3 separate regions of the Homo sapiens genome follow, and regions 2 and 3 are each linked to region 1. Evidence: chromatin loops called from intact Hi-C (ENCODE). Cell type or tissue: endothelial cell of umbilical vein. All regions are shown on one strand. Links, peaks and the distances in the headings refer to the core of each region. The heading gives the core; the rest is flanking DNA.

Region 1 (10,394 bases), core at 5,321-7,820:
GCAACAAAGGACGCATAGTCGTTTCAACAAAGAATACTCTAATGAGTATTTATGCACAAATAAAATGAACATCGACCCTGACTTCAAATCATATACATAAATTAACCTGAAATCGTTCATAGAATTAAACATAATAGATTATACAACATGTAAAAGGAAATATAAGAGAAGGTCTTGGTGATGTTGGCTTAGGCAAACAATCTTTGGCCAGGACACAAAAAGTGCAAATTATGAAATATCAATTGTTAAATTGGACATCATTAATATTAAAGGTTTTCATTTATCAAAAAACACTGTTAAGGTAATAAAAAGTCATGCCACAGACTAGGAACAACATCTGCAGACATATATATGACAAAAGATTTACGTCATATATATTTAAAGAATTCTTAAAACCCAACAGAAAGAAAAAAGATGCAGTAAAAATGAGCATCCTGAAGAAGATACTCGAATGGACAATAAGCACAAGGAAACAGGCTGAAAGTATTAGTCTACAAAGTATTAGCCTAGATGACACTGGTGAATTCTACTAAACATTTAAGGAAAAATAATATCAATTTTGCACACATGCTTCTGAAAAATAGAAAATAAAATACTTCTCAACTTACTTTATCAGTCCAAATTACCTGATTTGAAAACCAAACAAATTCAAGTTAAAGCTACAATGAGATACCATTACATACACATTTTAGAAGGGATAATTTTTTTTAATGACCAATACCAATGGTTGGTGAGGTTGTGGAGCAAGTGGTATGTGGTTGAGGGAACTGCAAATGGTTTAGCCAATTAAAAAAAAAAATACCTTGTAAGTTACTTAAAAAGTTAAGCAGGAACTTAACACGCAACCCAGTAATCCCATTTCTACACAATTAGCTATGATAAATCAGAGCTTTATCCACAAAAGCCTTATACTTTAATGTTCACAGAACATTATTCATAACATTCCCTAACTGGAAACAATCTCAGTGTCCATCCACTTGTCATATATGCAGTCAATACAGGAGACTGCTCAGCAATAAATCAGATGAGCTACTGATACCCTCAAGGATCTGAATAAATCTCCAAAGCATTATGCTAAGTAGAAAAAGCCAGACACAAAAGTCTGTATACTGTGTTATTCCATTTACATGAAATTCCAGAAAATGCAAAATTGTAATGACAGAATGCAAATCAGTAGTTGCAGAAGCTGAGGGTAGGTGGAGCCGATTGACCACAAAGGGACTCAAGGGAATTTTCCAAGGTGATGGAAATGTTTTCCATCATGATTATGATGTTGGCTACATGACTATATGTATTTGCCAAGGACACAAATTGTACACTTAAAATGTGAGTATTTTTATTATGCATAAACATGAAAATAGAGCTCATTTTAAAAATATTTACCAAGACAGTTCTATTTAATCCTTGCAGTCCCTTTATAGGTTAAATTACTATCATTACATAATTAGAGAAGCAAGGTTTAACCTTGGTTATATGGCTGCTAAGTGGTGAAAACAGAGCTATTCCCTTAAATATGCTTCTTACTCCTGCACTGTAATCTAAATCAAATGCCTAAATTAAGTTAATGCCATCTATATCCACTGATATAAGGAGCCAAAAAAAGACCTGTGATTCAATTAATATAAGCTCTAACCCTAATGTCCTCCTTCTTCAAGAAACCGTATTAGCTCTACCATCTTAATCATTTTACATCATTTACATACAAATAAAAAACATATTATGTATATAGATAGTAAGTTCCAGGAAACTGGTACAATACATAAACAATATGTTGCAACCTTCCAAATTTCTCTAATTTTGCTACAAATATAACCTGTACCAAGATTTCCTCTTTTCCTTTCAATTTTACATTTGATAAATTTTAAAAATTTTGTCTGGCTTTCTCTTTTCATACAAATCAGAAATGTGTTTTAATTATTTTCTGAAGTATAAAACAAAGGGAATACTTTTCCTTTCCTATAAATCCAGTTAAGTTTATTAAAAGATGACATAGGAATGTTTTAGCACAAAGAAAACAGAATTTGTTTGTAACATGATGTTCCTTCCTAGTCTCAATAAACAGGCCAATAAAAGGTATTTTTTAGTGTTTTTAACATTTGCCCCATAAATTCCATTTATTAGAATTACATTCTTGAAGTTAACCTGTCAGTCTAAGGTATTCACCCTTTGAAGAGCAGCCTATTTGCTTCCCAGGAAAGCTAAGTCGTACTGTTATCTGGAGTGTCAGAGCAAAGAATTTCAAAGGGAGACAGCTGCAGAATCCATTTCAGAGCTCCTTGATCTCTGGATTGGAGCGTATACATACCCCTCTAAATTGTCTAAAGGGAAATTTAGAGTTTACTTTTGGAATATTTAAAGGTAATTTGTTCTGATTAAGGTGATATTGGGAAACTGTTAGTCCAAGAGATAATGACTATTTAATGTGGGTAAATGCTGACATGTTAAACTTCAACCCAAATTTGTTTTGACAAATATTTGTTCAATCTATGCTATTATACAGAAACCACATAAAACTATGTTTACCAAAGTGTACATCTTGTTGGGGACAAATGCTAAAATATGTAAAAATAAGATGATATGATGTCTGGATTTACTTCAAAATAATATAGGGGGAAATTTAGATGGGGGTATGGATAGGACAGAACTCACAATTGGTTGATGTCTATTTGGACTGGTTAATAGCTGCAAGGTAGTTTGATATACTATTATGTAATTTTGGTATTTTTCAAAATTCTCCATAATAAAAAATAAAATACCTACACAATTAATACAACTGAAAGCTGCATTTAAAAACCACTGCTTATGCTGAAATGACAAACAGTTACGTCCTAAAGCTCTTTGGCAAGTTAGTTATTGAAAACTAGACTGCACTTTTCATTTGATTTAATGTTTTATATACCTGATGATTAGGTTCCTGAGTCCATCCACAGAAACCTAGAAATGTTTATTTTAGATGTACTCATCACAATGCTTTCACTAAGTTATGGATTCAAAAATATTTTGTGGGCTGATCCCATTACATGGGGATGTGGTAACATCCTCATATAATGATATTTTCATGCCGTATTATGTTCCACAGAACTGAGGAAAAAAAAAGAAATTTAGCTGCACCAGATACGTGTTTTCCAAACTGTCACTGATCAGTCTAGCCTCATAGACACATGATACAAGATATCATCTAATTCAGTGTAATATTTGAATGAAAAGCGACACTATTAAGAATTGTAATGAAACAAAAGATATAAACTGAGACTGCCCCCAAATAAACCAGAACCTCTCATCGCCGTATCTACAAGGCAAATATTCACATGTTCTTATGCTGAAAGAGTTAATGTATCACAGAAACTTAATGATTATTTGCTAGTTCCACAACACTATTACTTTACAAATAAAATCTGAGAACTCTAAGATTATACGTTGATTTTTTAAAATCACAAACTACAAAATATTACTGCCTTTTTCCTTCTCTTACTATACGGATTTACAGCTTACATTTGCCTACAGATTCTATATGTTCTAAATGATTTCTCATATTTTAGGCAGGTTAAAAATGATTTGGATGATAATCTCAATTCATGTCTTTTGTACTGTTCACCAAATCTCACGTTATTTTCTTTCTCCGGCGTACAAGGAAAGAGTAGATTTCTTAGCCCCTAAACAGTTAGGTGGCACCATGTGACTAATTCTGGCTCATGAAATGTGACTAATTCTGGCTCACAAAATTTAGCTGCACCAGATACATGTCTTCCAAACTGTCACTGATCAGTCTGGCCACATAAACATATGATACAAGATATCATCCAATTCGGTGTAATATTGGAATGAACATTTAAGTAATGAACACTTAAGTAATGATCCATCTCACTCACTACTTGCTTGAAAGAATCTCAGCTACGGCAAAGACTAAGCTAAGTCAGAAAAATAAAATTAAATTATAAAGCTAAACTTCATATATTTCCTATGGTAGTCAGGAAAATCCAGGCTATACAATGGTAACAAATGAATCTTGAAATTTCAGTAACTTATGTCATAAAAATCTTTCATCTTCACTTAGTACTCAGTGTATTTCACTTCATCCTTCACTTTGGTGCGGCTCCTTTCCAAGCAGAGTCTTAGAAATCCAGGCTGTTTCCATGCTGGAGCTTGGCCATCTCAGGACACAGGCCAGAGTCGGTGAAGTGACTCTGATGCCTTCTGATCAAATTTCATGAGCCAGAATTAGTCACATGCTGCCACCTAACCGTTTAGCGGCTAAGAAATCTACTCTTTCTTTGTATTCAGGAGAAGGAAAATAACATGGAATTTGGTGAACAGAAGCTAATCTTTCAGAAAGACATAGGAGGTTTTCAACCAACAAGCGGGTCTTTCTATACTTTAAACAAAGTGATACAGTATTATTTGTATGACTATAATGGCCACTGCCCTCCAACTCAGCACGATGATGTTTGAAATACCACAAATGAAATAAATGATTTCCAGAGGACAGGCTTAGCACAAATGTTTTCAATAGCCCATTCTGATTAGAAGAATGCATGAAATCGTTCTAAACAAAATGTCTCAAATTATAATATCATCTCTCTTTCTGGTGTTGTACATTGAGATAGGCCAAAATTTCATCACAGCCCTCTCTGAAAGAAACTACATTCTGAGGAATGGGACCAGTGAGTCTGGCTTCTCTTCCTCAGGTTGAACATTTCAGTCACTTAAGTTTTTTTTTCATTATAAATCTGTTCTGAGGGCAAAAAAAAAGAGAAAGGGCTTTAGAATCTACGATTCACCATATTAACTATACTCATTAAAGTGATAGAGGACTAATGTGGGAGAAAATGTATTTAAAATCTAAAAATATGATTACTTAAAAAATTGGGGGTAATAGTTTTGATGGAAAGATAACTATTTCCAATACATTTGGTGGCATGTGAATTATTATACAGAGTGATAATTAAAAGACTCAGTCTACTACTTATGCCTAATAGATTGTGACTAACCATCTCTAAAGTTCTAATTTTGGAATTCTCTCTGATATTTACAATGTGATACAGGCAAGCCACTTAATTTCTTTTCTAGTTTTATACTATCCTTAACAATGAAAATAATACTCTTTTCCACAATGCATTAGAAAAAGATGGTATCTAGTGGATAAAATTGAACCAGTGAGGTAGGAATTTGAGTTTAAAGTTAGCTTTCATCTTTAATTTCTCTTTTCTTTTCTTCTAAGGACTACATAATTGGCAGTTCATACAACTCTAAATACCTGTGTCCCACAGCTCCTTCCTAAGAAAGTTGCCACAGACAATTATTTTCATTAGACAAGTCTTGTGTCTACGACTCTGGCTTGAAGATCAGACTTAGTTCTCAAGGTAAAGATAACTGTGTGTTCAGGTGATCATATCATTGAGCTTTTGAATTGGGATCACTTTGAGAGTAAAATGGGGAGCTAGAGCTATCACTAGTTTCACCTGGAAAACAGGCATAAACTTTGACCTTTTATGTTGGCTATTTGATATGGTTTGTCTGCGTCCCCATCCAAATCTCACCTTGAATTGTGGCTTCCATAATTCCCGAGTGTTGTGGGAGGGACCCGATGGGAGGTAATTGTATCATGGGGGCGAGTCTTTCCTGTGCCATTCTCATGATAGCGAATAAGTCTCACGGGATCTGATGGTTTTATAGAGAGGAGTTCCCTTGCACATGCTCCCTTGCCTGCCACCATGTAGGACGTCCCTTTGCGCTTCCTTCATCTTCTGCCACGATTGTGAGGCCTCCCCAGCCATGTGGAACTATGAGTCTATTAAACCTCTTTCCTTGATAAATTACCCAGTCTCAGGGATGTCTTTTTAGCAGCATGAGACAGACTAATACACTAGTTAAAGAATAAGCTGTCCTCAGTCGGGTCTAACCAACTCAGGGGACTTACTTAGCAAGAGACTGCACTTAAGGGATGATCTGTGTACAACTACAACAAACTGACTCAACCAGTTCTTCTTTCCTGGGGAGTATAAATAAGTGGTATCCAAAAAGAGGAGCAGAGGCAACTTCTGGGAGGCTCATTGTTGGCATGAGGGTACCAGAGCTGTTGGGTTCCAGGAGGACCTGCTGAATCCCAAAGGAAGGTGTTGCTCTGTACCTCCAAGAAATTACTATACCTTTAACCTTAGGGATATGAAGCAGCTTCCTGAGATACCTCATTTCGCTAGTTATCCTTATCACAAATTCCCATCATCTAATATAATTTGAAAGCATCCCCTCTCTGCAAAGTTAAGAGTATACACAATGCAGACTATCATTGGAATTGCATTGCTGTGGAAGGGAGTGGGCGTTATGGGATAGCAAAATGAATGACCAGGTCACTGTAAATTTTGGGTTAAAAATTAGCCTTCCAGTGAAGCTGTAAAATCAAGACTGTATGAATAATAAATTTAGATGCTCATGAAAATGTGTTCACTTGAACATTATGCAATTTTTAAAAATTTCTATAATCAGAGCAAGTAATATTTTTTACCAGACATCATAAAGACTGGACTAACCAATAGTTCGTAATGTCTTGAAAACAGAATACCAAGTGAAAATTCAGAGGTTGAAAAAGAATTTTAAAGTTTAAAATATAAGACAATAAAATTCTTCTAAAATTTGTGTAAGAAGTCCAAATATGTGCTTTTAAATATTAGACTGAAGATTGTCAAGATCAAAGATTTGATCTACTGCCATCTAGTGGAAGTTTAATTTATATTAATTAATGGCTGACCAAAAGAAGCAAAACCAAAACAAAACAACAACAAAAAAAAAACAGTCTAATTTTCAAACTCTAAGCAATGTCAACAATTATCTACTCTAGTGGCTTTATTCTCATGGAGTTACGAGGCTGTAATGAGGGCATCTTAGGCACCACCTAAAGTGCATGAGGAGTAAAAGAATACAGCTCTGAGGTTCCCAACCCTAATCCAAACAGGGTCATTGCACTTTCTAAAAATATTTTGAGATTCCGAGTCGATTTTATTTAAGAAAGAATTCTACTTTAAGAAAAGTTGTTGAAAGTCCTGATCTGGTCTCCTGTCCATCCTGATAAACCAATAAACACCAGTTTTCCAATGTCACACAAATGACTAGTGGCATAGCTAGCAATAGATATGAGATCATCTGATTCCTACTCTCATTGAAATAATTTTGGAGTAACAAATAGACTTCAAGTGCAGCGATCTTTGTTCAATAGCACAAAGAGCTTATTTCCTTTAAAAATAGATTGTTTCCTTGATCGTTATTTAAAATAACTTGACCCTACTACCACCCCTGCACCATTAGAACCCTGAGTGGGAACAGAATCTCAAAATAAATAAATGGAAATGAGATCATGGCTGTAAATGGTAATTATATTATGTCAAAAACACCTTTAGAGTTACTTTAGAGCTCCCTAAAAATAACAATTAAAAAGTAGCTTGTAGAGGATATTTCCTCTCTTCTCCTTTACATTTATGTGGTGTTCAAGGTGGACAAAGTACTTTTGGAAAAAAAAAAACTATAGCTTTTTAACACCGTTTTATATTTTATGAAATATAAAACTATCAATTCTGCTGGAGTGCAAAGAAGTTACACTACTTGTCCCGAGTGAGTTAGAGTCTTTTCTCAGCTCTCCTGACTTCGTGTCCAGCAACAGAATGGATAAGTAAGAGATACAAGAGGAAATAGGTTTATGGGGGGTGGCTATTATTGTTTTCCTCATCTGTTTACTTAGGATGAGTGAAAGTTGGTCATTTTTGAGTTCTGGGAGGGAAGAACTGGTTGAGAGGAAGGTGATGATACAGGAGAAGGATCATCGATGGAAAAATTCCATGAGGATTTAAGAGAGGGTATAACCCAGAGTATATGTGGAGGGAAGAGATACTACTTCCCAGGAGCAAGAAAGGGCATCCACATCTATGACAGCATTGTCACTTTGACATGTCTCTCTTCAGTGTACCACAAAACATTTTTATGAAATGACATTGACATATTCATATTCACTTCTATATATATCCTATATAGCCTCATATAATTTGTGAAGTTGTAATTCAAAAATACCTAGGTTTTTAAATGCCTGTCTTATCAATTCTTTCTTCCTTTATTTTTCATCTAAATGTGCATCCCTTATATCATACCACATAATATTTTCTCTCTTCATGTTTAAAAACAAGATATAAATATTTATATAGTGAAACTTCAATATTATTCAAAAGACATATGTATTTTTAGAATTTGTGCAACTATGGTAATTTATACAGAGTAAAATAACTAAATATTTCAATTTTCTTTCATATAACTCTAAAATTTTTCAAATTTAGAGCAGAGAAAATATTTTTATAATCAAAACTTTAAAAATTCAAATTTTAAAAAATCTTTTTTTTCTGAGTCTATCACAAACTACTCTGTAAATCTGAGCAAGTTGAATACCATTTCTTTACACATTTTCTGGGCACATTTAAAAAATAAAGGAATTAAACAATTGTCTCAAGTCTATGTCAAACTCCAAACAGTTCTGGTTTTATGATATAATTGTTCTCATTTTAAATATGTACTCTTAACAGATAAATTGCTTAAATATGTATTCTTAATATATAAATTGCTTATTTTTTTATGCACATAAGTCATTTAAAATTTTAAAATATTCGTGGGCTTTATAAAAAGCCAAATAACAAGAGAAGGTGCTTCCACAGGAGAGAAATCACTTGAAAAGCTCGAGGATACATTTAAAAACATGAATTTTATATATATAGGCAAAAATGACAATAACCTGTTCTCAGGGAGAAAAGAAAAGTTTCCAAAAACAAATAAGGTAGTACATTTTCCATGTACCTTTGTGTGTTAGCTAGAACATAAGAAGATCTCAAGTTATTAGGATTTCTGAGCTGCTTCTTGACTAAATAAAACATAAAAATCATGGGCAGCTGGCACCATCAACTCCAGGAGGGCCTAAGATGTCAGGTAAGCTACTGAGTGAGAGAAAGAAAAACGTACCCAGTAGGAATTCATGGTATAAAGTTAGCCTACATCATGGAGCAGTCTGAATAAAAACAGGCTGGATTTTAAATGAAACCTTCCTTTTGTCAAAGCAATTTGTATAAGAGAGCAAAATGTCATTGGTATAACTTAATAAATATATATTATTACCCTATAAAGGACCTCAGAACACAAGCTTTATGAGCACAGCGGACTTTGTCTATTTGCTTTACTGCTGTGTCCCTCAGTGCTTATAGCAATGATTGGCACATAGTGCTCAACCAATATTTGTTAAATGAATTGACATGCTGGACTTCTTCCTGCTGTTAGTCTAGACTAGAGTACTAATGAAATCTGATGCTCAAATGAGTGAGTTTAGATCAACAATTACTCATTGCATGTCTAACACATATCAACAAAATTATCTATTACTGTAGTGACCACATTTGCAAAACCTAAACTCATGTTACACAATCTGCAAAGTACAAATACTTTCATGATGACAACAGATTTGCATATCCAAAAATATAATCTTTACCAAAACATTCAGAAATTAACTTTATATTATAGAATGGCCACATAATTTCTAATGAAAAATGGGTCACTACTGAAAATGAAAGAGGGCACCATCAATAATTACCCTGGTACAATAGGCATAAACTAGACATATCCCCGGAGAAATGGGGTATATGGTCTCTCCAACAGCCCCCATACTGAAGCCTATCCCTAGAGAAGAGATATGTTAAAAACCCACTTTCTCAGTCCTAGAAAAATCAATTAACTAACAAAGGGAAAAAATAACTAAAATGAGTTTAATAAAAATTTTTAAAGACTCCTAAACCATCATCCTAGGAAGGTAATAGAAAAGCTTAACTCCACTGCAAAATGAATATCTTGTAAGAGCTGAAAAGCTAAACAGATCTTATTGCACTATAATGACATGCAAGACGATCTCTGTTGATGTTTAATAGGATGTTGGGTAATTGCTGTTAAATAAAAGGAGAAACGGGGATTATTAAAAGGCAATATTACTATAAGATATCCCAAACAGAATGTGTAATTTCTTTGCTTTATGATTTATATACATAGTTCAAACAACAGGTACACCTACAAAATATCATGGCAAAGTTCAGTTGATCGTCATCTTCATTATTAGTACCATGAAAGCATGGATAAAACTTGAAGGGAGTAATAACAAATTGTAATAGATTAGATGAAATTGTAAAAGCATCATAAAATTGGCACATAGGTGTCCAAATATGATGCTATTTATAGTATATTATTTTTCACCTTAATGAGACACCTGAAAATTAGTTGCATCGTTACTATTAATCTAAAAATACTCATGCCTTTGAACATCCCTCTGCCTCAATCACTGGAAACACTTACTGATGCTCTTCTCTACCCAAATACGTCAGTTTCTC
Region 2 (10,394 bases), core at 4,842-7,341, 190 kb after region 1:
ATGATTTTTTTCTTCTATTTCTGTGAAGAACATCATTGGTATTTTGATAGGGATTGCTTTAAGTCTGTAGATTCCTTTGGGTAATATGAACATTTAACAATATTGATTCTTCCAATCCATCAACATGAAGTATCTTTCCATTTTTTTGCATCCTCTTCAATTTCTTGCATAATGTTTTATAGTTTTCATTGTAGAAATCTTTCACTACTTTGGTTAATTCCCAGGTATTTTATTTTATTTGTAGCTATTGTAAATGAGATTATTTTCTTGAATTTTTTTTCAGATTGTTTGCTGCTGGCATATAGAAAAGCCACTGATTTTTCTATGGTGATTTTGTATCCTGCAATTTTACTGAATTTATCAGTTCTAATAGTTTTTTGGTGGAGTCTTCAGGATTTCCTAAATATAAGATCATATTATTTTCAAACAAGAATAGTTTGACTTCTTCCTTTCCAATTTTGATGTCCTTTATTTCATTCCCTTGTCTGATTGTTCTAGCTAGGACTTCCAGTACTATGTGTAATAACAGTGGTGAAAGTGGGCATCCTCATCTTGTTCCCAATCTTAGAGGACAGGTTTTTCAGTTTCACCCCATTCAATATGATAAGAGCTATGAGTCTGTCATATATGCCTTTTATTATGTTGAGGTATGTTCCTTCTATAGCCAGTTGTTTGAGAGTTTTTTTAAATCATGAAGAGATGTTGAAGTTTATCAAATGCTTTTTCCACATCAGTTGAAATGACCATATAGTTTTTGTTTTCTATTCTGTTGATATGATGTATCACATTAATTTATTTGCATGTGTTGAGCCATTCTTGCATCCCTTGGATAAATCCAACCTGGACATAATGAATTATCTATAATATGTTGTTAAATTTGGTTTGCTAGTATTTTATTGAGGATTTTTGCATCAATATTCATCAGTGATATTGGCCTATAGTTGTCTTTTTTGATGTTATTGTCTGGTTTTGATATCAGGGTTATTACTGACCTTGTAGAATAAGTTTGGAAGTATTCCCTCCTCCTGTATTTTTTTGGAATAGCTTGAGTAGGATTGATCGTTCTTTAAATGTTTTGAAGGATTCAGCAGGGAAGCCACTGAATCCCAGGCTTTTCTTTGCTGGGAGACTTTTTATTATGGCTTTTGTTTTTACTTGTTATTGGTCTCTTTAGATTTTGGATTTTCTCATGGTTCAATCTTGGTAGGTTGTATGTGTCTAGGAATTTGTCCATTTATTTTATGTTTTCCAATTTATTGGCATAAGTTACTCATAGTAGCCACTAATGATCCTTTAAATTTCTGTGCTATCAGTTGTAATGTCTCCTTGTATATCTCTGATTTTATTTATTTGAATCTTTTATTCTTAGTCTAGCTAAAGGTTTGCCAATTTTGTTGACCTTTTTAAAAACTTTTTTGTTTAATTGATCCTTTGTGTTTTTTTAATTTCAAATTTATTTCTGCTCTGATCTTTATTATTTTTCTTCTACTCATTTTGGGTTTGGTTTGCTGTTGCTTTTCTAGTTCTTCAAGATGGATCGTTAAGTTGTTTATTTCAAGTTTTTCTTCTTTTTCGATGTAGGCACATATGCTTCCTTCTTAATTTCTTCAATTTCCTTCTTAATTTTTTTCATTGACCCACTGTTCATTCAGAAGCATATTGCTTAATTTCCATGTATTTGTGTAGTTTCCAAAATTTCTGTTGTTATTAATTTCTAGTTCTATCCCATCATGGTCAGAGAAGATGCTTGATGTTATTTCTTTTTTTAATGCTTTCAGACTTGTTTTGTCTAAATTGTAAGAATTTATGAACACAAAGAAGAAAACAATAGACTCTGGGGTATACTTGAGAGGGGAGGGTGGAAGGAGGGAGAGGAACAGAAAAGAGAAATATTGGATCCTGAGCTTAATACCTGGGTGATGTAATAATATGTACAACCCCCATGACACATGTTTATCGATGTAACAAATCTTCACATGTACCTCCAAACCCAAAATACAAATTTTTTAAAAAAGATTTGTTTTGTGACCTAACCTATGGTCTATCCTTGAGAATAATATATGTGCCAAAGAGAAGAATGTGTATTCTGCAGCCATTGGATAAAATATTCTGTAAATATCTATTAGGTCCATTTGGCCTACAGTACAAATTAAATCTGATGCATTTTTGCTGATTTTCTGTTTGGATTCTCTGTTCAATATTGAGAGTGGAGTGTTGGTAAGTCTCCAGCTATTACTGTATTGGAGTCTATCGCTCTCTTTACCTCTACTCGCTTAATGTATCTGGGTGCTCCAGCATTAGGTACATATATATTTAAAATTGTGATATCCTCTTGCTGAATTGACCCGTTTTTCATTATACAGTGACAATCTTTGTCTCTCCTTATCGCTTTTGTCTTGAAATCTAATTGTCTGAGAGAAGTATAGTGACTCCTGCTCTTTTTTGGTTTGCATTGTCATGGAATATCTTTTTCCATTCTTTTATTTTCAGTATATGTGTATCTTTAGAGATGAAGTTTCTTGTAGGCAATGGATCATGGAATCTTTTTTTAAAAAAATACATTTAGCCACTTTTGATTGGAAACTTTATTTATATTCAATGTTATTATTGATAAGTAAGGACTTACTCCTTCCATGCTGTTATTTGTTTTCTGGTTGTTTTGTGGTCTTCCCTTCCTTTTCTTCCTTCCTGTCTTCCTTTTAGTGAAGGTGATTTTCTCTAGTAGTATAATTTAATTTCTTGTTTTTTTATGCGTGTGTATCCATTATGTTTTTTGATTTGAGATAACCGTGAAGCTTGCAAATATTAATACTATTTTATAACCTATTATCTTAAGCTGGTAACAACTTAACACTGTTAAGTTTATGTTATGTAACAACATAAACAAACAGGAAAAAGGAAAATAAAAACTCTACAACTGAATTTCGTCTCCCCACTTTTAAATTTTTTGTTGTTTCTAATTATATCTTATTGTACTATGTTTTGGAAATTGTTGTAGTTATTATTTTTGATTGATTCATCTTTTGGTCTTTCTACTTAAGAGTGGTTTACACACCACAGTTACAGTGTTATAATATTCTGTGTTTTTCTGTGTACTTGCTATTACCAGTGAATTTTATACTTTCACATGATTTCTTGTTGCTCATTAATGTCTTTTTCTTTCTGAAGTTCTCCCTTTAGCATTTCTTGTAGGATAGGCCTAGTGTGAATGAAATCCCTCAGCTTTTGTTTGTCTGTGAAAGTCTTTATTTCTCCTGCATGTTTACAGGATATTTTTGCTGGATGTATTACTCTAAGGTAAGAGAATTTTTCCTTCAGCACTTTACAAATATCATGCTACTGTCTCCTGAAAAGTCTGCTGGCAGATGTACTGAAGCTTCTTTAAATGTTATTTATTTCTTTTCTCTTGCTGCTTTTAGAATGCTTTCTTTTTCCCTGATCTTTCGAAGTTTGATTTATTAAATTCCTTGAAGTAGTCTTCTTCGGGTTAAATCAGCTTGATTTTCTATAACTTTCTTGTACTTGGATATTGATATATTCCTCTAGGTTTGAAAAGCTCTCTACTATCCCTTTGAATAAACTTTCTACCCTTATCTCTTTCTCTATCACCTCTTTAAGGCCAATAACTCTTAGATTTGCCCTTTTGGGGCTATTTCTAGATCCTGTAGGTGTGCTTCGTTGTTTTTCTTTTTTCTTTTGCTTCCTCTGTGTATTTTCAAATAGCTTCTCTTCAAGCTCACTTTCTTCTGCTTAATCAATTCGCTATTACAAGACTAATGCATTCTTCAGTATGCCAATTGTATTTCTCAACTCCAGTATTTCTGCTTGATTCCTTTTAATTATTTCAGTCTCTGTTGAATTTGATAGAATTCTGAATTCCTTCTCTGTGTGATCTTGAATTTCTTTAAGCTTCCTCAACACAGCTATTTTGAATTATCTGTCCAAAAGGTCACATATCTGTTTCTCCAGAATTGATCCCTGGTGCCTGATTTAGTTCATCTGGCAAGGTTGTTTTCCTGGACGGTCTTTACGGTTATGCATGCTCATCTGTGTCTGAGCATTGAAGAGTTAGGTATTTATTATAGTCTTCATAGTCTGGGCTTGTTGTTTACCCATTTTTCTTGTGAAGGCTTTCCAGACATTCAAAAGGACTTGGGTGTTGTGACCTAATTCATATCTGCATTAGGGGGCACCCCAAGCCCAGTAATGCTGTGGTTCTTGCAGACTTGTAGATGTAGCACTTTGGTGGTCTTGGAAAAGATCTGGTAGAATTCTCTGAATTACTAGACAGCGACTCTTGTCCTCTTATTTTCTCACAAAGAGTCTTTCTCCATTCTGAGCCACCTGGAGGTGAGGTGACACAAGCACCCCTGTCGCCACTACTATTGGGACTGCCCTGGGTTAGACCTGAAGGCAGCACAGCACTGTGTCTCATGCAAGGTCCACTGTAACCACGACCTGGCTACTGCCTATGTTCACTCAAGTCCCTGGGGCTCTACAAATCAGGTGATGGCAAAGCCAGCCAGGCATGTGTCCTTCCCTTTAGGGCAGTGAGCTCCCTAGGCCTCGGGCATGTCCAGAGGTGCCATCCAGAAGCCAGGGACTGGAGTCAAAAATCTGAGACATCTACCTGGAATTCTATTTTACTGCAGCTGAGCTGGCACTCAAACAATGAGATGCAGTTCTTCTCACTCTTCCCTATCTTTTCACGGGCAGGTCCAAACATTCTGTCCAAAAGCCAAGGCCTAAATCAGAGATCTCCAAGAGCCCATTTGGTGCACTACTCCCTTGTGGCCAAGCTGGTACCTGAAGCCACCAAGTCTCAGAGTCTCACCCAAGGCCCACAGCATACTACGTGGGTATTACTGCTGGTTATTCAGGGCCCAAGCATTCTTCAGTTAGTAGGTGATGAATCCTGCCAAGACTGGGCTCTTCCCTTCAAGGCAACAGACTCCCTTCTGATCTGTGTCTGGAAATGTCACCCAGGAGCTAGGGCCTGGAAATGAGGGTTCATGTCTCTAACTAGTGCCCTATCCTATTGTGGCTGAGCTGGTATCCAAGATGCAGGAGAAAGCTCTCCTTACTACAGCCCCACACCCTTCTCCTCAAGTGGAAGGAAGGGGTTTTTGGAGTCACAAGCTGTGCTGCCTGGGGTTTGGGGGGTGGTGGCACAAGCTCTCCCTTAGCCATCCTGGCTGGTGTCTCAGTAAGTTACATGCCCCCCTCCACCGCCAAGTCCAGTGGTTCTGAGGCCAGTTCAGCACCTGGATTCACCTAGACCAGACTGCCTTTCAAGTTAATTTAGGGCACCAGAGCACTTTAGCTTGTGGCAGCGAGTCTTGCCAGAACTCAAGTTCTGACCACCAGATGGGCAATTTCTCTCTGGCTAGGGCTGGTTTAAATATTTCCAACATAGGTGGGCATCAGCCAAGTTCAGCCTAGTTTCACTTTCTACTCAAAACAATTTACATCATTCCATTAAAAATCAACCCGTGGAGAGTACAGATCTTCAGATTCTTGACTACTGAAGTATCACAAGCATTAAATTAGCAAAACAATAGATTTCACACTGAAGTCACCTAATCTCTGGAGTACAGGGAGAGTCAAGGAGAATTATTTAAACTTACATAGCATCACATTTATTCAATATGTATTTACCAAACACTACTATATATAGGCATTTCGGTGATTACAAAACAAAAAACAAAAGAACCTACTAATTTGCGGGCCACACACTCAAAAGGCTTATGACCCAGCTGGGAAGACATTAAAAACATGGAATGTTTCATGGAATGTTGAGAGTCATCCTTGCATAGAGGCCACACTACTATCTGAGTTGTAACTATCTGAGCACATGTTGTATTGTGAAAGTAAACATATAAAGATTACTAAAATGTAAGGTAGAAAAATTAGAACTACTTACAACTCAACTAGAAATAGCCAAAATTCCAAAAAGGTGAATTATTTATGATGTAGAGAGTTTTTGAAAAGTGTAGCCAAAAATAGAAAATATTTTGAGTGTAAATAAGGTTACAATAATTATAATGACAGATCCTGGTTTGACTTCCAAGACAAGTACGGTTTTTTTTTTTTCATATGTCTAAGATATGAGAGTAAAAAAAGATCATGAGAAAATATTTCTGTAAACATTGTGGCCATCTTGTTCTTTTGACTAGGTAGTTTTGTATCATTCTAGAGAATAAAAGAATAAAACTGTCAGTACATATTTTCTAGTAAAAATGTGAATTGAAGAAACATATAAGGAATTAAGTTGTTTATAACAGTGTCATCTCATAATAAAACCAAAACACTTTTAAAATGCAAGTACATATACTTAAGTAAACACATTTGCACTTTCTTTTTCCACTTTATTAAATAAATAAAAAAAAATCCCTAAATACAGTATTATGACACCACCTACTGGGAATTTAGAAGACAGCAATCAAGTTATCTAAGTATAACTATCTTTTTTTCAACTGCAAGCAAAATATATCAATAAAGTGATCAAAAGAATGGCCAATATATACACACTGGTGACAGCATAGAGACATTTAACAAAATTATTAGTCAATTTTCATGTTAGGGAAGCCTCTAGCTTAACCATTTATCTTTGCTATTTTGAGTACTATTAGGTGAACTAGTTTGGATTAATAAAATTAATAGATATGTTTATTAAACAAAACACTCATTTACTAACCTATAATGAGAGACAGTTGCTTGCAAGATGAATTTCGTTCTGTTTTTGCATCGGTATACCTAAGAAACCTAATCACAGTAAATTATTTGGGTAAGTGTATGCAAGAGGTTCGTCCTCCACAAGCCGAGATTAGATCAATCAGCATCTGTGGACAGAATTAGGAAAGTTAGGATTGGGTAGAGAGAGAAGTACAACTATGATGATCAATGGCATGGTCAACCCAGTGAAGGACTCTAGGGCATACGTGGCCCTGCATTGGGCCAAAGTGGCTTGACCACTTATTCATGCATCCATGGGCCCAAGATGTGGGAGACCGCAGGAAAAGTAAGCCCTCTAGTGACCCTCTGCAGCTGAGGTAGACCCTGAAGGATGTGCCAGCAGGAAACGCTCCCTTGAACGGGGATCTGGGAGATTCCTCTCCCAAACCAACTCACCATGAAATTAGAGAGAGGCTCTAAAGATAATTTAGGCCCCATTTTTGGGATGATTAATTTGATAAACATGATTATATTTATCATGCTATTTCTGTCAATTCTTTTACACCATCCACATCTGAAATAATTTTTTTTTTTTTTGGTAAATTTCTACAAATGTTTATATTTACCTTTTGGTCACAGCTTATATATATCAAATAAAATAAAATATTATGTTCCTCAAAGCCAACACTTAACAATTAAACTCACAAAGGATTTAATTTTGTTACTGCCAGGTTCCTGGGATCACTACAAACCTGGAGCCATTTGAAAGTACTCATTTTGAGATGTTTCAGATAATCTATGCAATGTCAACTCTAGCCTCAAACACACATAACCAAATACTCAGCTTGTATGAATTGCTCCCTTCATCTAGAGTAAATTATAAAAAAACGCAAGTTGTTTTCTTGTCTTTTTTGGGGGAGAAAGTTTTCTCCCTTTTTCCTGATAATTTTGCCTTTTGCATGGGCCCTAGGCTCTTTTTTTTTTTTTCCCCTGCTTACTCACCAGAATTATGTTTCATGGCCTAACGATCCAATCTATACTGGGAGGACAAGTTGTTAAATTTTAAAATGTAAAATTGTGAAGAAAGTTATTTAGGATGAAAATTAAAATTACAAAAATATGACAAATACCAATAAATATCATTAAATCCAGTAGTCTCTGTAATTTTATTCATTTTGGGCCACACCCCTTCACATATTAATAATTTTGTAAAATTTCCTATGGGGAGACTGGAAAAGTAATTTATTCCTCCTTTTAGATCAGTTGGTCAAAATGATTTCAGGTTTCCTTGATTCTTGGCCACTAAGAATATTGTTTCCTTCCTTCTTAGTCTGAGGAATGCATGAAAACTGTTTCAATATTAATACTTTTTTCAATCCTGTGTCTTGTTAACGGGAGTGTTTTCCAGCTGTATGATGCATGCTTCTGGGAAAAGAAGTCCCCACTGAACTCTTGAAGCCACTCTGACGAGCCTTGGTCCCCATCATTCGGAAATAACCCTTGTCAAGATTGCCTACTCATCTATCCTCATTTTACTCTGAAGCACTTCACACAGGTGCCTACTTCTTATGCTTGGAAGAATTCTCCTGAGAGACACAGACTTTCCTACTTCATTCAATATTCGTCTCTATTTCCTTTGCAGATTTTCCCTCCAACATAGAACCTTTCAGTGCTCCTCAGAACTCGTCGTAGGCCCTTCTCTTCGTTATCATTTCATTACATGGTATCATGAATTTCCTTGGCTATAAATGCATCTCAGAGCTGATGATTTATATTTGTATTTAACTTTATATCTCCAAGGGACAATCCTACTCTAAATCCCAAGTGTATAACTTCAATTGCAAACTTACAGATTACAAAATCGAATATTAGAAGCAAGTATAGCCACTCCCAAATGTCCCTTTCAAACCATACATCTTTCCTCCCTCCTACAAGTAATGATTAATCTAACTTACATGGCAATCCTTCTGTCTTTTTCGTTTTACTATACATGAGTGCATTCTTGTATGTTTTGGGTTTACCTAAGGTTTTTTGGAACATTAAATAAATTACACTATATGTGCTTTTGTCTTATTTCATTCAATACTATTTCACTCCTGTTGATACATGCACCGTGGTTTGCTCTCTATTGCAGTACAGTATTCCATTATATGAATATAGTGCAATATGTGCTTACTGTTGATGGATATTTGTTTCCAGTTTTTGCTAATACAAACTACGCTTCCAGGAACATTTTGTACATGTAAAATGATACGCATGTATCTAGATATCTTTAGAAAAAATACTTAGGAATTGCTGAATATACTCATAACTTCAGATTTTTAAAGTAATCCAAAGTGGTTGGACTGAATTACACACACACCAGTATAATGAGTGTTCCCACTACTACAGATACATCTTCACCAACATTTGCTAGTGAGGATGGCTAAATGTTTTTTTTCAGTTTTACATGTGTTTGGTGTTATCTCCTTGTGGCCTTAACTTGCATTTTCCTGGCTGCTAATAAGACTGAACACCATTCCACGTTGATTAGTTTTTCGTTGTTTTTTTTTTTTTTTTTTTTTTTGGTAAAGTGCTTGTTCAAGCCTTTTTTGTTTTAATTATCAGGCATGTTTGTATTGATTTAAATGTATGTGTGGTAGGTTTTTTTTTTTTTTTAATCTGCTTTGTAGCTCCTCACATCTTCGAAACCTGCCAAACTCTTTCAAAAGTATTGCAGTTATTTAGCTGCATCCACTTGTATTTTATGGGTTATGAACATGCCTTGTCATCAGTTCTTTTGAACATGATGTCTATGGGTTTTTCTTTAGCCTATTTGCTCCATTTTTTATGAAACTATCTGGGGACACTTCAGAAAGCATGTCATAATTATTTTTCCCAAGCCCCAAGTCCATTGTTTTATGAAATTTTGTTATTAGTGCATTGTCATCTTGCCTTGCATGCTGCAAATATCTTCTCCCACTAACCTGCCATCTTTCCACCATCTTTGGGGAATCTTAATGGACAGAATATTTAATGTGGTTAAATTTGTCAAAAATTTCCACCATGTTTAATTTGTGTGTGTGTGTGTGTGTGTGTGTGTGTGTGTGTGTGTGTGTGTGTATGAAGAGACCCATTGTTATTCCAAGATTTAAAGATACTCTCCTATGGTATCTTCTATGAGAATTATAGATTTCTGAGATTTAACCATCATGGAACAGTTGGTATCTGAATAACTTTCCTGCCATTAATAATCAAAGTTGGGTAAAAATATATGAAGCAATTCTTTTCAGTGTCTGGACAATGGATAGCACAAGGCTGCAATACTTGAGAGCAGTAAAGCACACCCGGTAAACTTTCTTCCTGGAGACATTTTCAAACTATGCGGCAAGGGAAGTACAACCCACGCATAAAGCAGTTGTCTTAGAGGGTGGTATTTCCACACTGACGGAGATGCCTACCTTCCACACTGTCACCCTTAATTTTCCTGAGAAATTAGCTAATTGCCAAGAAATCATACGACTACCATGAAAAATGATTTCCATCCATTTTTAAGATGATCAATAATTCAGTCTTTGCTAGTCCAAATTCCAAGTTAATTCTATGTGTTATTCTTGAAGTGTGAGTACAGGGACAGATATAATCAGTATTTTATTTCCCTACAAGCCTCCAAAAGAAGGGCTAGGCAAAAAATTTAGCCATTTTTCACTTAAAATATTTATGCTAACATAAATGTTACA
Region 3 (10,394 bases), core at 3,736-6,235, 250 kb before region 1:
TTACATGAACAAATTTGTATGAAGAAGGCCGGGCGCGGTGACTCACGCCTGTAATCCCAGCACTTTGGGAGGCCGAGGGGGGTGGATCACGAGGTCAGGAAATCGAGACCATCCTGGCTAACACGGTGAAACCCCATTTCTACTAAAAAATACAAAAAATTAGCCGGGTGTGGTGACGGGCGCCTATAGTCCCAGCTACTCGAGAGGCTGAGGCTGGAGAATGGCGTGAATGCGGGAGGCGGAGCTTGCAGTGAGCTGAGATTGTGCCACTGCACTCAGCCTGGGCGACAGAGCAAGACTCGTCTAAAAAAAAAAAAAAAGGAAAAATATACATGCAGAGAAAAAATGTTTAATGAGATATTCAAAATTGTGTTAACACAGTTGTCATCCCATGGTGTCATTGTAAGAAGTCTGCAATCAACTTTTGCTACCAGATTCATTAACACTCTTTATGATTTAAGGATAGGATTCATTCCATCTAATCAGCAGAAATTTAGTGTACCTGCCCCTTAAAATTGTCAAAATAAAGGCTGCTGAAGGGAAGCATGACTTTCTATTGATTTGAACACTGATGTCCAAAAATCTGTGTCTTAAAAAATCTGTAGATTTTGAATTACTGTATTCTCTCCTAATTTTTTCTGAATAATCCCATAAACTAAGAATGCAAAATGAAGAAAACACAAGATTTTCAATACTTGGTCTACAGCAACCTATGATACACAACAGGGAATAAAGAGAGAGTTTGACTTAGAGTCAGAAGACCTGGTGTTCAACCTTGACTGTGTCTCTTATTAACTTTGTAATTTACTGGTCACAATTTTTGTTTTAGTTGGGAATTTTAAAGTTAGCCTATTGTTACGTATATTTTGGTGGGGTTGATGTGAAGGTGCAATGAAGTTACATATCACAGTGTTCAGTGGGCCAAAAATGCTTATATAGAATAGTTGGTAAGATTATTATTTATTCTTAGAGGCCAGGCATGGTGGCTCACGTCTGCAGTCCCAGCACTTTGGGAGACTGAGGCGGGTGGGTCACTTGAGGTCGGGAGTTTGAGACCAGCCTGACCAACATGGAGAAACCCCGTCTATACTCAAAATACAAAATTAGCCGGGCCCGGTGGTAGGTGCCTGTAATCCCAGCTACTTGGGAGGCTAAGGCAGGAGAATCGCTTGAACCTCGGAGATGGAGGTTGTGGTGAGTCGAGATTGCACCGTTGCCCTCCAGCCTGGGCAACAAAAGCAAAAGTCCGTCTCAAAAAAAAAAAAAAAAAAGAAAAAAGAAAAAAAAATTATTATTTTTCACTTCTCTGATAATAGTAGGGTGGCAAAGTTCAGGACTGACCATCTAGCATTAACACTTGAGTCTAAACTATTTTAACATATTTGTATTTTGGTCCTAAAGCTCATTTTTGTGCCTCCATATTCTACATATTTACAGGATGTACAATACAGTGTTTAGTTGAACTTCTTGTTATTTATATAAAACTTTTGTCCCTACATCTTGAAAGTTCAAGCAATAACAACATCAGAAAAAATAACAATAACCACCCATATTAAGAACTTACTATGTGTCTGGGATGATGACAGATGCCTTTAATTCTCCTGTAATTCTCACAATGGCCAGATTTAAAAAGAGAAAAATAAAGCATTGATATGGTCTGAATGTTTGTTTCCCTCTCCCCCCAACCCCACCACCACCGAATTCTTATGTTGAAACCTAAGCCCTCACGTGATGGTATTAGAATATTAGAAGGTGGGGGTTTTGAGGACGTGATTATTTCGAGGGTGAAGCCCTCGTGAATAAGATTGGTGCCCTTATAAGGAAGTGAAGAAACCAGAGTTCTTCCTTTCCACCAATGTGAGAACACAGTGAAAAGATGCCATCTATGAACCAGAATGTAGGCCCTCACCAGACAATTTACGATGTTTTGTTTTAGCAGCCTGAAAAGACAAAGACAGACATTGAGTGTCAATTAACTTCGCCTAAAGTGATGCAAACAGTTGATCTCCTGTCTTGCTTTCCAAATTATTTTTGTTAACAACCTTAACTTCTGTTTCTTACCATAACAGACGGAAAATAGCTGTGTAGGTATGAGAGTAGACTTTTTTTTTAAATTAATTTCATGGTTCCTAAAAGACACCTTTGTGTCATATGATGACTAGGAGCTCATTAGCGTCTTTTATAAATTATTCTTATTGTACTGAAATGAATATACAAAACAGTATAGAATGTATCATTTTAGTCATTTTAAGTGTAAAGCGCAGCCATCACCAGTCCAACTATAGAACTTTTTCATCATCTCACACTGAGACTCTGTACCTATTAAATATTAACTCCTCATTTCCTCCTCTTCTCAGTTCCTGGTAGCCACTGATCTACTTTGTGCTTTTATGTATTTAATTATCCTAGATTCCTTATATAATTAAAATCACAAAACATGTGTTTTCCCGTGTCTGACTTATATTACTTAGCATAATGTTCTCAATGATCTTTGATGCCATAGCATGTATCAGAATATCATGCCTTTTTACAGCTGAATAACATTCCAGTGTCTGTACACACCATATTTTATTTTTCCAATGAACATCTGGATTGCTTCCATCTTTTGCCTGTTGTGAATAATGCTGACATGAGCCTAGATGTATAAATATCATGTTTTCAATTATTTTGTGTGTATACCCAGTTTTTGTTGCTGCAACAGAATAATAGTATCGCATCTTTGGAAAAGAGAATTTAACAAAAATTAGCCAGGCATGGTGGTGGGCACCTGTAATACCAGCTACACGGGAGGCTGAGGCAGGAGAATCACTTGAACCCAGGAGGCAGGGGTTGCAGTGAGCCAAGATAGTGCCACTGCACTCCAGCCTGGGCCACAGAGCGAGACTCCATCTCAAAAAACGAAAAAAAGAGAATTCAGTAATTCCTTCATCACTTTATATAACACCAGCTTGAGTTTCATCATTCAATAAATATAGTCTAATAGTTTTATTCCTTAAATGTACTTTGTTGCCCATGTGGAATAGATTATAGTGGCTTAAATTCTTTCTTCCACTAACCTTGAAACTTACAAGTTTAGTCTCTAAACTACGTGGTAATAAAAATTACTTTCATTATAAAACAGGTTTATAACAAATATTTTATATACATCAAAAGGTTGAAAAGATTTCAAATTTTAGAAAAAGAAGGACTCCTTAGAAAGAATTACAATATATCTCAGTTGATAGCCTGTATATGTAACCATTAACATCAATTTAAGTTAATACCAACCAGATTCTAACTCATAATTTTAAAGTTTATAGTTTTATAGTATGTTACATGCTTCTCTGTAGTTCACCAACAATACTTCACAAGAGCAAAAATCAGTACACTTCAAGCAAAGTTTAAAACCTGAGGGTCAAAATTAGGAAATATCTATTCATTTAAGCAAAGTGACTAAATGTACTCAAAAGAAGCAGAACTGCTTTTCATACAAATGAATGTCCCTTCATCAAAGCACAGTGCTAAATGCTATTATTTGAGGCAAAACTTTATAAATATAAATAATTTATCACACATTTTATGATTCACCATACAACTAAGGAATGTAACATAGCTTGAAATCATGTAAAAATGTTTACAGCGTAAGAACGACAAAGAATTCAAAAACATGAAGTATGCTTGCTCTAATAATTTAGAAAACAATAGATACTTTCATGGCCTATTTTCCCCAGAACAGGTTTATCATATTATTAATTTTATCCAGAGTCTTTGTTTTTTTTTTATGTCCTCGTGGTTTATATGTGCTACTGCATAATGTGTATTTGATGTCAAAATTTTCTTCATTGAAAGAAACTTTTTAGGGTGTTAGTACATTCATGTGTCTATGAATTTACCCAGTGACAATTGTTGCTGATACTAACATTTATTGTTCACTAGGTGCTACATATTATACTAAATAATTTACATACTTAGTTTTAACTATATAAAATTGTGGATGTTTATTTTTCATCTATAAAGAGGACAATTTCATATGGCTCATCCTGAGATTTTAGCTCATTTATTTCCCATAAGAACCATGAGATAGTTATTTATGTATGTCTATTTAGATATATTTAGTTATGATTTATTTTATTTTACAGATGATGAAACTAAGTCATAGAGATGTGAAATATCTTGTCCAAGTTTACCTACATAGTTAAGTAACAAACTCAAGAAATGAATTTGGCAATTTGACTGTATAGGCCATTGAATGAACTAGTCTATTACATTATAACAACAAGATAACAAGCGGTGAAATATACTCTGTGGGGGAGTTTGCTTCATTTCTGGACTCCTTCCCTTTGGTAACCCACTCGAAGCCTGTAACTGCCTAAAGTATGATCTGACTATAAACAGGAGCATGGTATCACCTAAGAGCTGCTAGAAATGCAGACCCCCGGGGAGTCTGAATCTGCATTGTAACAAGATTCCCTCGTTACAGTGTTTCGTATGAACCTTACCTTTTAAGAACAGATCTAAGCTGTCTTCATTTTTAAGACTTAATAAGCACATGCAAAACAATCCATCTACATTCAAAAGGTAAAGACAAAATAAGTCTACATGTAATAAAATGTCCTGGTTCAGGTAACCTGTGTTCAATAAGAAATAATACTTTAGATGTAATTTTGGGTGTACACAAAATGAATTCTCGTGAATGCATGCATTCCCCACACCCTTTCTTTTCGTCCTACATACCTCTTTAACTTATTCGGTGAATAGATGTCTATTATGTCTCTATTGTCATGAGATTGTGTCTTCAGTTTGCCATTTTGCTCTCTGCGATTCACACAAACTGTGGCTTTCCCTTTACACTTAGAACTTTAGGGCTTTATGTACAATCCCTGACATAGTGACAGGGAGTATTTCTTCCCACTAGATGGCAGTAACGGCAATTTAATAATACATATAAAGACACTTCCAGCTTGCTACAGGGCACTGCAAACAATGAGTGAGGGTTTCGTGAATTGCTGGACTTAATATAGGGAGCAATGACTTGGTGACAAATTGGAGAACAGTTTTTCTCTTTTGATGTCTATGTTTAAATTTTGTTTTGCATGCTTTTCAAGATTAAAAGCAGTCTTGTTTGCATATCTCTTACCCCTAGTTATAAGGAGCAGCTATTTTATGAATAATTTTCACTGGTAAGAGTGATAGACAGGTGGTTGCTAAAATAAGATATTTTGTTAGCATGACTATATAAATCATTTTCTTATTCCAGTTTTTAAGGAGATCTTTCCTTTTTTCTATAAATGACCATATATATAATTTCTAAATGCAGATATTCAAGATTCTCATGAGAAATCACATCTTGGATTGATAAATTTATTTTTATTAAGTTTCTTTCCAGTAAATGTTTTAAGAAGGCCACATACAAATGCCCTGTAGAAGTTAGGCAATAACAGCAAGGAGAGAAGAAGTTTATAGTAAAATGACAATAGGATTTTAACACATACAAATGCAATTCTACTGACATTCTATTTAGTGTTTAAATATGATTTTTTGCATTCAGAATGTTTTTACATGAATACTTAAGAAAAGAGAGAGGACAAAGCTTATTAATAAAGATGTAAATTTCTTTAGGGATATAATTATGCAACCTCATTGTTGCCTTGATGTTTCAAGGGATTGAAAATACTTTTGCCATTGATCACACTTGTCTTATATTGATCTGTGTTGAAACTCTAAAAGTGCTACCCCAGTGCTTCTCAAACTAACTGTGGTCTAAGCCAGACTATTTTTTTCCTAAATCATGAAGTAATGTTTTCCAATTTACAGTAAAAGTGGATAACTAGAGAAACTAAATGTAAAAACTGACATTAAAACATTCATATTTTATTACTTGAATCAACAGACAAATGTTGGGTTGATTTTCTATGAAATTTTCTAAAGGCTTACTCTCTATTTTTGTACTTCCATGTTTTCTAATGGGTATCAAACTGTTCTCAGAAGGGCCTGGCCCATGGACCCCACTTTGCATAGTGCTGCTCTAGACTGCTTCCTAGCAGAATGGAGCCACATCTTCCTGGGGAGTTAGGTTCTAAAGCAACCATGCATGGTGAAAACCTGGGGCCTCTCAATTAGTCTAATAAAGGCAGAATTTTTATTTTTGTTTTTTAATTTGGCTTCTTTGTTATCTGTTAATTAACCAGTTAATGATATGACTGGTTTCCATTTAGATGCTATGCAGTAGGAAAAATACATATATCTTAATGCTGGACTTACACTGAGCACAAGATAGGTGCCAAAGATGTGAAGTTCCCAGGCACAGAAACTGATACATGTCTCCCAGCTGGGACTCAGGTCTTCACCTCTGGAGAAGGAACACTGTCTTTTGCCACTATTTTACGTCTTTCAATCTGCATCCTCCTCCCTCCACCCCCAACTGCTCTTTTTCTTCCCTAGAGTGAGTACCAATGACCATATTCTCTTCCAGAGCCACATCAAAAGATTAAACAACGGCAACTTATACTGTTAGAAGGAAAAACACGATCTCTGCTCATAGAATCTGACAGTTTGTAGACATCAGCTGAGCTATGCTCACCCACTTTGGAGCAGGATGAAAGGCCAAACAACCTTCTGTGAGGACATTTTTCAGAAGCACTTTAGTAATAGGTCAATGGCAAATAGGCCTAAACTCAGATGTTTTGTGTCTGAGATCTCAATTCTGTTTGGATATTGTCACATTAATTTTCTAAGAATGTTATTTAATTTCAATATTATCCCATAAACAGGTATGTATGAAGAATATAAATATTCATACATACATTTTGAAGGTGTTTGACACATGTCAAACTAACATCAGCAACATATGTTTTACATCCAAAGTCCAAGATGAGTTAAGTGTCAACTTTTATCATTTGATTTTATGTAATTTAGCTGAGACAGGCCTCAATCTTAGCTTTAGACTATTTTGGATTTGGCCGTATATATACAAACTCATTTATCACTAAATTGAAAATATTTTCTTAAAAAAATACTCATGGAGTTATTTTAATTTCAGAACTTTACTAATACTTTTTATGATTTTAAATATATTTTCTGTTTTTCTCACTCTAATATAATGTCCAAAATGGGGAATATATTAAAATTATCCAGTTTATGTATCACATAGGAAAACACACCAAATTTCCCTAAGTACATACATTTATTTGCCAGGCATAGATCAGAAAACTAGAACATTTTATCTGTGCTAGTTTCTCCATTTGACTTAACGCTCTGTTTTTATTTGTTTTGTTATTGTATCAAAGGTGTATGTTTAAAAAATATCAATCAGTATTTGAAGCTCAAGTTAAAACTAGCACCATTTATCACTCTGTCAGACTTTAAAAAATACACACATAAAACAAACAAAATAATAGTAACCACAAAACAAAAACACTACACAAAACTGATCTGCATACCATGTAAATCTGTTTTTAAGAAAGCAGTCCTCAGGAAACTAAGAACCAATTAGTAGAAGAATAACTTACACAAGAACTATTTTCTAATTTTCTGATACCATCTACTTCCAAGCTAACACTTAATGATTGTATCATTGCCTATATAAGTTTTTTATTAATATACATTATTTTATATGAATATATGTATGTGCGGCTGGTGATATTTTTTGCGAATGTTTATATTTTTCAAGGATAACCAAATATATTTGTATTATTTTAAAGTTTAATATGCTACTTTTCATGTGCTAAGCCATGAATTTCAAAGAGTACAGTGAATGTTGTACATGGTTGTGTATATGTATGTATATCAAGTAGGGTTGAGCATTGAAAAAAATCATATAAAAACAATAGTACAGAGAAGACATTTCTATCTAAGAGGAACAGGCTGGGAAAAGTCAGCTGAAAATAAATGTACACATTTGGAGACAAAATTTTCATATAAATGAAGAGGAAAAGTTTGATTAGGATTTAATTTTTAAAATGTAAATAGAAACAATGCCAATTTAGTTTAGCTGTTTTTTTAAATTAGGTTTAATTATAACTCATGCAACAACTTAAGGATGAAAAAAACATTGGATGTTACACGTAAAATTCTTAAACAACTCTGTAATAGGGCACATCCTCAAATCCTTTAACTTATGCTTGACTTTAGTGAGGAAAAGAGGGTCATATTTGTAATATCATTTAAAATGACCTTTTTCCCAAGAGCATCTATTAAGGATTTGGATAATGATGATGGTGATTATGATGATACAGAGGATAAAGTTAATAGTTAGAATTTCCATGGAACTTACTGTATGCTAGTATTGCTTTAAAGCTCTACACATATTATTCTATTCTGTTGTGAGAAGTAGATAAATTATAAATCAAATATTATGTTATTAATATCATTCTGTTTTGAAGCACCTAGTGTCTACAAGTTCACTCTTCCAAAGTACTGCCATAAGCGTTGAACCAATTTCCCAGTTTCCTCTCAGGCTAGTTTTTATGTAGCAGAGAGAACTCTCTCTCTTTTTTTTTTTTTTTGTGACACAGTCTCACTCTGTCACCAGGCGGGAGTGCAGTGGTGTGATCTCGGCTCACTGCAAAGTCCGCCTCCCAGGTTTAAGCGATTCTCCTGCCTCAGTCTCCCGAGTAACTGAGATAACAGGCGTGGGTCACCACGCCTGGCTAATTTTTGTATTTTTAGTAGAGATGGGGTTTTGCCATGTTGGCCAGGATGGTCTCAATCTCTTGACCTCGTGATCTGCCCACCTGGCCTCGCAAAGTACTGGGATAACAGGCGTGAGCCATCACGCCCGGCCGCAGAGTGAACTCTTAAAATATGCATATTCACTTATCTATGATATGAACTGAGACGTCACTGATCAAACGCCTCCAAGGGCTTCCCAACTGACTTAGGAAAAACAATCCAATATTGTTGATATGGCCAACAAGGCCTTTCATGGCCTTATTTCACCATTTTATTGTCTTTGGTATAACTCAAATATGCCACACTCTGCTCTCCTTGAAAACCTCACTGGCTCTTTTCCCTGCCTCGGGCTGCCCTTTCCCGGGCTATGCCTGGTAGCATACTTCTTCACTTCTTGCAGGTCTCTTCTCAGATGCTACCAACTGCAAAAAATCATCTGCAACCAAAAATAGAAGAAACACTCCCCATAGACACCCAACCAACTTTATTTTTCTTCACACTATTTGACACTGTCAAAAACAGTATGATGCTTTTTATTTGTTTGGTTTTTGGCTTAATGTCTTCCTCCTCTCTATGTGCCCCCAGCACCACCTGTAGAATATAAGAACCATGTTTGCTTGGGACTTTTTGTGATCACTACTATGACCTGAACGTTTAGAAGAGTACCTAGTGTATAGTAAGCATTTAATCAATGTTGATAGATTGAATTGAATCATTCTTGTCAATTTTCTCCTTACGTTCCAGCTGAACTAAATCTGCCTGACCCACACTGGTTGCTTGGAACTTAGGCTCAATGCTAAACACACACACACACACACACACACACACACACACACACACATAGCACACACATGTAACAGACATATATACAAAGACTTTTAAACACTTGTTAATTTAAAAAGCTTCTCAAAAGCATGATCTACCTTTGCTATATTATTGTTAGGATTTAAATTTTGTACAAGAAATATACTTTGTGCATGCAAAATTTAAGATGGAAAAAGTCAGATGCACCTAACAGTATGGTAGGTATACTATATCAGTATACTACGTGAAATATGAATATATAATAAACATTAATATGTATGTAATACATGTTAAATATGTAATAGATGAGTGTATACAATATATAATACATATATATATATACAGCTTTCTGATGGCCTATGGCATTCTAAACAAAATTGTTATAATGTTTTCATTGAGGAATATTATTTACTCTTACATATGATTGTATCATGTTTATTTTCCTTGAACTGTATTCACTTGGATTAATCCATGGCTTAACTTATTTTTGCTCTCTTCATTATACCTAGTCTTAATCTAAAGAAAATCCTGCATCCGCCTTTATACCATTGGTAGAAGCTTAGCAAATCTATTCCCTAACTCATTCCTTTCTACTGACGTATGGTTTTATAATGTGATTTTTTTCACCAAATACGGTGTCTGAAAACTACAACCATTATATCATAGTGAAGCATGTATTCTACCATGAGGATCAGGTATTTTTGGAGATAGATAGCACTAGATAACAAGTAGATCAGTAAAAGAACATTGTCTACCAAATTGCAATTCACTTTGTAAATCTTGGTTTCCTGCTTTCCCATAGACATCAGAGTCATTTTCATGCGATTACCAGATCTGGAGTTAAAATATCCCTGAGATTTGCAGTCCATGACAATATTGGTACTTTTTACTATGGCTATGATAAAAGAAAGACAATGAATATCCAGATTTTTATTTCCTTA

The links. Peaks named below come from ENCODE experiments on the same cell type or tissue, not always from the same donor. Only the 100,000 strongest peaks of a DNase experiment are listed, where the experiment ranks them.
Region 2: it touches region 1 in a loop (2.3-fold over the local background); 4 of 110 quality-filtered maps call a loop at or near these places.
Region 3: a loop joins it to region 1, with 13 times the contacts of the local background. A loop is called at or near these places in 86 of 110 quality-filtered maps.

Annotation. Positions count from the first base shown.
Region 1 is chr21:16,078,942-16,089,335 of GRCh38, reverse strand. The region is part of intron 2 of MIR99AHG (mir-99a-let-7c cluster host gene); the gene reads right to left. Among named protein-coding and RNA genes, the nearest start is that of MIR99AHG, 14 kb to the right of the region's middle. In endothelial cell of umbilical vein, for the core only: a CTCF peak has its summit at 6,659 (motif pointing left); DNase peaks (open chromatin) are centred at 6,705 and 7,225; H3K27ac peaks cover 547 bases.
Region 2 is chr21:15,890,747-15,901,140 of GRCh38, reverse strand. No RefSeq gene overlaps it. Among named protein-coding and RNA genes, the nearest start is that of USP25, 170 kb to the right of the region's middle. In endothelial cell of umbilical vein, for the core only: no CTCF peak of the experiment used is centred there; no DNase peak of the experiment used is centred there.
Region 3 is chr21:16,325,031-16,335,424 of GRCh38, reverse strand. The region is part of intron 4 of MIR99AHG (mir-99a-let-7c cluster host gene); the gene reads right to left. Among named protein-coding and RNA genes, the nearest start is that of SNORD74B, 45 kb to the right of the region's middle. In endothelial cell of umbilical vein, for the core only: a CTCF peak has its summit at 4,895 (motif pointing right); a DNase peak (open chromatin) is centred at 4,904.